Regions from separate parts of the Homo sapiens genome. Here region 1 is linked to region 2. A link is a loop called in an ENCODE intact Hi-C map of the cell type or tissue named here. Cell type or tissue: heart right ventricle. All regions are shown on one strand.

Region 1 (4,000 bases), 120 kb before region 2:
ACCTCTCAGGTGAGCACAGTGGCTCACACCTGTAATCCCAGCACTTTGGGAGGCAGAGGTGGGCAGATCACCTGAGGTCGGGAGTTCGAGACCAGTCTGACCAACATGGAGAAACCACATCTCTACTAAAAGTACAAAGATTAGCTGGCTGTGGTGGTGGGCACCTGTAATCCCAGCTACTCAGGAGGCTGAGGCAGGAGAATCGCTGGAACCCGGGAGGCAGAGGTTGCAGTGAGCCAAGATCATGCCACCACACTCCAGCCTGGGCAACTGGAGTGAAATTCTGTGTCAAAAAAAAAAAAAAAAATCAGCCAGGCGTGGTGGCACATGCCTGTAATCCCAGCTACTCAGGAGGCTGAGGCAGGAGAATCACTTGAACCTGGGAAGCCAAGGTTGCAGTAAGCTGAGATCATGCCACTGTACTCCAGCCTGGGTGACAGAGCAAGACTGACCCAAAAAAAAGAAAAATCTCTTAAAACAATCAGCCTGAATTGTCATAGAGAAACCTAATTTCTGCCTTTTGACCATAAAATAGGAAGTAATAATGACTTTTCAACGCTTGTACTCCATTTAAGGACTCAGGCGGCCGGGCACAGGGGCTCATACCTGTAATCCCAGCACTTTGGGAGGCTGAGGCAGGCGGATCATGAGGTCAGGAGTTCAAGACCAGCCTGGCCAGCATGGGGGAAACCCCTTGTCTGCTAAAAATACAAAAAAATTAGCCACGCGTGGTGGTGGGTGCCTGTAATCCCATCTACTTGGGAGGCTGAGGCAGGAGAATTGCTTGAACCTGGGAGGCAGAGGTTGCAGTGAGCCAAGATCGCGCCACTGCACTCCAGCCTGGGTGACAGGGCGAAACTCCATCTCAAAAAATAAAAATAAAAAAAGGACTCAGGCATAACATGAAGTATGCAATAATAATTAATGTTTATTACATGTTTGCATATGTAATGTTGCAGATGAGTAAACTGAAGCCCAGGGAGCTTAGGTAGCTTGCCCACAGATTGTCTATGGTGACCCAGTTGAACTGACTCAAGTTCTTAAAGTTTACTTTCAGTGAGATTAGCATAAATGCTAGATTATTCGTGGCCATGGAAAGGAAAAGGGCTGGGGTCAATGCTTCACGCCTGTCATCCCAGCACTTTGGGAGGCTGAGATGAGATGGAAGGATTGCGTGAGCCCAGGAGTTTGAGACACCAGTGAGCACTGGAGGGGACCACTGCACTCCAATCTGGGTAAGAGAGCAAGACCCCCCTCTCTAAAAATAAACAAACAAAAAACAGGGAGAAGTAAAAGACAAGACCTAGTGACTTTCCTTTGTTGTTGTTGTTTTTTTTGAGACAGTCTCGCTGTGATGCCTAGGCTGGAGTGCAGTAGTGTGATCTCAGCTCACTGCAACCCTCACCTCCCTGGTTCAAGCGATTCTCCTGCCTCAGCCTCCCGAGTCGCTGGGATTACAGGCGCCTGCCCCCACACTTGGCTAACTTTTGTATTTTTAATAGAGACAGGGCTTCACCATGTTAGCCAGGATGGTTTCAAACTCCTGACCTCGAGTGATCCACCCACCTCAGCCTCCCAAAGTGCTGGGATTACAGGCGTGAGCCACCGCGCCTGGCTGACTTTCCTTTTTTGCTGTTTTGTTTTTCTTCTCCAAGTTATTGGTAGAGGGACCTAGTGACTTTATGAATTGGGAGCAGAAATGGGGCACTGGGACACACATGGAATGAAGAAGGCTAACAAGATTTCTATTCTTAAATGCTCAGCCTTGAAATAACTCAGAGCAATATAACGCTAGGTGGCAATAGATCCCAGGCACTTGAAATTTACAGTCAGCCTGGCACGGTGGCATGAACCTGAGGTCCCAGCTTCTGAGAAGGTTGAAGCAGGCAGAGAAAATCTACAGTTAACTCATTGCACTTAAAGAGATTGGCAAAAATCCAAAATTATTAAAGGGGTTTATACCCTAGTGTTAACTTTTTTTTTTTTGAGATGGAGTCTTGCTCTGTTGCCCAGGCTGGAGTGCAGTAGCGCAATCTCGGCTCACTGCAACCTCCATCTCCTGGGCTCAAGTAACTCTCCTACCTCAGCCTCCCGAGTAGCTGGGATTACAGGTGCCTGCCACCACGCCCAGCCAATTTTTGCCTTTTTAGTAGAGATGGGGCTTCACCACATTGGCCAGGCTGGTCTTGAACTCCTGACCTCAGGTGATCCACCCGCCTCGGCCTCCCAAAGTACTGTGATTACAGGCATGAGCCACTGTGCACGGCTGGAGTCTCACTCTTTTACCCAGGCTGGAGTGCACTGGTGCGATCTCGGTTCACTGCAGCTTCCGCCTCCCAGGTTCAAGCGATTCTCCTGCCTCAGCCTCCTGAATAGCTGAGATTACAAGCACCCGACACGACACCTGGCTAATTTTGTATTTTTAGTACAGACGGGGTTTCACCATGTTGGCCAGGCTGGTCTTGAACTCGTGACCTCAGGTGATCCACCTGCCTCGGCCTCCCAGAGTGCTGGGATTACAGGTGTGAGCCACTGCGCCCGGCCTCAGCCCACCAATGTCTACACTACTACAGGACAGAAACTACCACTATCAAATGCCCCTTAAGCAATTTGGTGCTTAGGAAACATCTTTCCAATAATTGACAATTGGTGAAAATATATTTACCAAATGGGTTTGGGTCACCAGCAATACAACATTCCAATGACATGAACCATGAAAATATTTACCTTATGAATTTGTGTATAAAGATGAAGAAATATAACTTCGATTAATTTTACAATATTTATGGGCAAATTATTTATTTATTTATTTATTTTATATAGAGATGGAGTCTCACTATATTGCCCAGGCTGGTCTCCAATTCCTGGCCTCAAGCAGTCCTCCCACCTTGACCTCCCAAAATGCTGGGATTATAGGCGTGAGCCGCTGTGCATGGCCAAAGCAGTTTTGGTTTGGTTTGGTTTGTATTGGTTTTTAGAGACAGGATCTCACTGTGTCGCCCTGGCTAGAGTGCAGTAGCATGATAATAGCTCACTGCAGCCTCGAACTCCTGGCCTAAGGTGATCCTCCCACCTTGGCCTCCTGAGTAGCTGAAACTATGGGAACTTGCATGAGGCCCGGCTAATTTTTTTTTTTTTCTTGAGACGGAGTTTTGCTCTTGTCACCCAGGGTGGAGTGCAATGGCATGGTCTCAGCTCACTGCAACCTCGGCCTCCCTGGTTCAAGTGATTCTCCTGCCTCAGCCTCCCAAGTAGATGGGATTACAGGCATCTGTAGCCACCACGCCCGGCTATTTTTTTGTATTTTTAGTAGAAATGGGGTTTCACCATGTTGACCAGGCTGGTCTCAAACTCCTGACTGACCTCAGGTGATCTGCCCACCTCCCAAAGTACTGGGATTATGGGCGTGAGCCACCGAGCCCAACCTTTTTTTTTTTTTTAGAAATGGGTCCTCAGTATGTTGCCCAGGCTGGTCTGGAATTCCTGGCCTCAAGTGATCCTCCTGCCTCAGTGTCCCAAATTGCTAGGATTACAGGCATGAGCCACTGCCCCTGGCCAGCAAATAATTATATATAATTATATACAGTGCATATAATGTTCTTAGGTATGTATTAAAATGATGGCTCTATGTAAAAAGAAAGTTTCGGCTGGGCGCAGTGGCTCACTCCTGTAATCCCAACACTTGGGAGGCCGAGGTGGATGGATCACTTGAGGTCAGGAGTTTAAGACCATCCTGGCCAACATGGTGAAACCCCGTCTCTACTAAAAATACAAAATTAGCTGGGTGTCCTGTCAGGTGCCTGTAATCCCAGCTGGGAGGCTGAGGCAAGAGAATCACTTGAACCTGGGAGCTGGAGATTGCAGTGAGCTGAGATTGCACCATTGCACTCCAACCTGTCAACAGAGTGAGACTCCGTCTCAAAAATAAATAAATAAATACATAAATACATAAATAAATAAATAAATAAATAAATAATTTTACACAAGAGAACTTTGCTTT
Region 2 (4,000 bases):
AATATAGGTCTCTGATTTTCTGGATAGTGCTGCTTTCATAAGAACAGGGTTTAGTAAACTTTTCCTTAAAACCCAGATAGTACCTATTTTGGGCTTTGTGAGACCATATGCTCTTTGAAATATTCAACTAATATGAATCGTTGTATTGCAAAAGCAGTGACAGGTAATAGGTAAATGAACAGGCTTGGCTGTGTTCCAGTAAAACTTGACTACCTTATGTGATATTTCAGAAAAACTTGCCTCTCTCACTCAGACTCATATTGGGATCAGTTTGAATTCTGTTAGCTTACTGCTAATCATCTACAGTGAGCTGGCCTTGAACTTTCTTTGGTAGTAGAAGCCATCTGTGGGTTGAGTAATTGGTTATTTAAATAAGCATACATTCAGAACAGCACTATGCTACACCATGGCGGTGCTGTTCAACATGGAAGGATTTGTGAAGGTTCCCTGTTGTCATAGTGACCATGGGAATCCTGGAAGGAGACATTAAATAATAAAAATAACCCCAAATTTTGAATATGGCTGTCCTCATTGATCTGGTCTCCTCTTCCTGTCTGCCTTAAAACTTGCAGAAAGGGAAAAGTGGTGGGGATAGGTTCTTGCACTCACTTCCAGCTGCTTCTGTTCTTCCTTCTTCCCTCATCAGGTGAGAAGGGATGAAATGTTAAGAATGACCTGTCTTGGAGAGACCGCCTGGGCTATGCAACTGGAGGGAATTGGGGGGGGACTTATGCTACGCAGCTTTCTCAGGTCATCTTGACAGCTTTGATTCTGCGCAGCAGTGCAGTAACATGCAGCCTCACATCCACACCACACCAGTGCAAGTACCTGTACCTTTACTGGGATCATTGGAAACAACGTTTCTTAGCAGGGGCTTGGTGCTTTTTGTGAATACAGTCCCACAGGCCTTTCTCCGCAGTTTCAAAATTCAAAGCACTCTGAAAGCCTAGTGTTTTTAATTACTAATTTGCCATTTGACCTGAAGTGAACTAACATGAGACTATTTATAGTCTGTATGTACCTGGCTAGGCTATGTTTCACTACAAAAATATTAATGTGCTTGATTGTGAGTTGCTGCCCCGGATTCTATTCAAGGGGCTATATTACACATACACACACACATACACACTATCTCTCTCTCCGTGCACTATTTTATCTTCCTAAAAATCTGAAAAATTCTTTATTCCAGAATATACCTGGCCTCTAGAGTTTTGGATAAGCAATTGTGGACCTGTATTTAATACTGTACAATAATAATGATAGTCTATGGCTGTGGTGCATTTACTGTGAGCCAGAAATTGTGCTAAATATGTGTTCATTTTTTAAATTGTAATTACCATATGAGGTAGACATTATTTTTCCCATTTTACAAATGAGAAGACTGATGCTCAAAAAATTAGCTAACTTGTTCAAGGTGATAAAACTAGTAATTAAGATTTCTGAGACTTGAACTCAAGTCCTTATGCAACAACCAGAGTTAATTAAACACGTATGATGTGCCAGTTGCTGTACTTACACAGTAGGGAAAAACTGGGTACGGTCCCGGCCCAGTGTCTAAGCTGTCTAGGTCTGTCCAGTCTGTGTGGGCTTCATCTCCGTGTACATTTGTCTCAAGGCCCATTCCGTGCTGCCTTATATTTGAAATTTGTGGGTTCCCTATTAACCCAGAGCTTCCTTTTCTTCTGCCCTGTGGTCTGATTGGAGGAACGGGGAGGGCACATGAGAGGGCGGTGCACAGTGTAGGATAGGAAATAAGTCAGTGCTAAATTGCATCATAGGAATTTGTATAAATTCTGTCATGCGGAGAAAGAAGAAACATTAGGGTATGCTTAGTTGGAGAGGCCTTGACAGAGAAGTGGGATTAAAGAGGGTTATGAAGAACCAAAAGGTGTAAGCTGCAGAGGGTTCTGAGAAAGTCTCTCTTCCTTTCCTGTTTCTCCCTTTCTGGTTAGCACTTCCTTGGTAGACTGTAAAAGATGTAGTCTCTCCTAAGCTGCTTTACAGAGCACATGTTACCGCTAGATCAAGTGTGTTTATGGGCAGGAGGAGACTGTGTTGACAGATAAGGGAGGTTCCTCTCATTTCCTTTGCCTATCTCCAAAACCTTGGCTTTCATCGAGGTTTTTATTTTCCCGCTTGTGTCCTTGAGAGGAGAGCCAGAAAAGATTATTGGATTCAGATTAAGTGACTTCTGTTTCCTTTTCTGGCAGTCTCCTCGCTACTGCCACCAAGTGACACATCTTTTCAGAGACTGTCCATTTTTTTCCAGGTTTTCCTTGCAGTGTTTGTCCTATTGGCTGTAGGAGGTGAATTTCCATGGTTTAATCTAAAAAGACAGGTGCCTCTGTCATAAGTAGAAAAGCTACAGTTAGCAGCACTAAGCAAAAGCAAAAAACCTTAGGAAAGGTTATGTCAAGAAAATTTATATGGATTGTTGGTAAAAATGGTGTCCTTGATGTATGTAATTAGTGGCATTTCTTCCTAAATGTGTTTACCTATATGCAAGGGCAACAAAGTGTACTGAAAGTATTTTAGATTTGAGTGTGAATTGTCTGGATTCCTCTTCTGGCTCTGCCACTCATATATTTGAGCAGGTAGCTTTCTCTCTAGAATGTATTTCCTCATCTGTAAAAGGGGTCTGATGATATTTACTACATAGAGGATTCAGTAAGCCCATGTATATAAGCCCATGTAGTGCTTTTAATATGTAGCATGTGGTCAGTAAAAGGAAGTTGACGAAAATGTATATTATGGGACCAAATACTCATAAAATCTGAGGAAAGTTAACTTTTATGTGGGACTGAGGTTACATGTTTTCTTGTGGCCTAGTCAGTTAGCCTGTGCTCTGGAACAGAGGCCTTGGGTCTCTTGTAATAAGATATGAATCCATCAGTTGTTCAGTGTTGATAATAAAGTCCCTGAGTAGAGCAGCAGCTGGCTGGGAAGTCTGTGAAGGGTGAGTTAAAAACTGACTGGTATAAAACAATCCATTGACTGAGGCCCCCTGTTTTAGGAAGATTTCACTTGATTGTAAAATTTTTAACACTTATACTTTCCCTTGTTTCAGAAAACTAAAATTTAAATAAGGATACATGCAACAGAAGAAGTAATAAATTGAATGTCAAGGCAGAAAGTAAAACAGCTGGAGTGAGAACGTGGACCTAACAATGAGGCTAATGATTAACAGCTAATGTTTACTAGTAGCTAACACTTATTAAGCGCCATTATGTGCTAGACACTGTTAAGTGTTTTGCATGCATTGCCTGGTGTAATTATAACATAGATGCTGTATGATAAGCCCTGTGATTATTCCTATTCTTTAAGTGGGGACACTGAAGAAACTTGCCCGAGGTTACATGACTAGAAAGTGTCAGAGGCAGGATGTTAGTCGGAATAGTCTGACTGTAGCACCCACTGCTGAAGCAATATGCAGTATTTTCTTTATAATTTTGTAGCAGAGGTAATAGTAGCATTTATTGGAGCATAAAAGAAAAGGGTGTAAGGACGTACCCCACAGTTGATTTCTTAAAGGGAGGGAATTTTGAGTTAGACTTTAATGAAAAATATTTAAGATGAATATATTTAAAATAGTTCTTTGGTCCTGTTAGAATCATGACCATATATACTTTTTAAACTTTTTATTTTGGAAAATATTCAGACATGTGAAAACCTCAGAAAACAGTTAAAAAAATTTTCATGTATGTTTCACCTGGACCCCAGTGTTAACTCTTTATCACATATGTCTTGTTTTCTCTATTATTATGCTTATTGTAATCATTTGAGAGTAGTAGACACAGTGCTTCACTGCAATACCTGTGTATACAGTGGTTCTTAGAAACAAGGTCATTCATTTATATAATGTTAGGACAGCTATCTAAATCAGGATTAAGATTGATGGACTACTGGCCGGGCGCAGTGGCTCACACCTGTAATCCCAGCACTTTGGGAGGCCAAGGCGGGCAGATCACGAGGTCAGGAGATGGAGACCATTCTGGCTAAC

Evidence for each region. Peaks named below come from ENCODE experiments on the same cell type or tissue, not always from the same donor. Only the 100,000 strongest peaks of a DNase experiment are listed, where the experiment ranks them.
Region 1: a loop joins it to region 2, with 6 times the contacts of the local background. A loop is called at or near these places in 40 of 110 quality-filtered maps.

The regions. Positions count from the first base shown.
Region 1 is chr2:121,716,713-121,720,712 of GRCh38, reverse strand. All of the region lies in intron 3 of NIFK-AS1 (NIFK antisense RNA 1), which reads right to left. Among named protein-coding and RNA genes, the nearest start is that of NIFK, 18 kb to the left of the region's middle. In heart right ventricle, a CTCF peak has its summit at 1,789; a DNase peak (open chromatin) is centred at 1,832.
Region 2 is chr2:121,594,595-121,598,594 of GRCh38, reverse strand. All of the region lies in intron 2 of CLASP1 (cytoplasmic linker associated protein 1), which reads left to right. Among named protein-coding and RNA genes, the nearest start is that of CLASP1, 53 kb to the left of the region's middle. RefSeq lists an enhancer at 1,540-1,609. In heart right ventricle, a CTCF peak has its summit at 2,240 (motif pointing left); DNase peaks (open chromatin) are centred at 1,685 and 2,201; H3K4me3 peaks cover 1,193 bases; H3K27ac peaks cover 3,263 bases.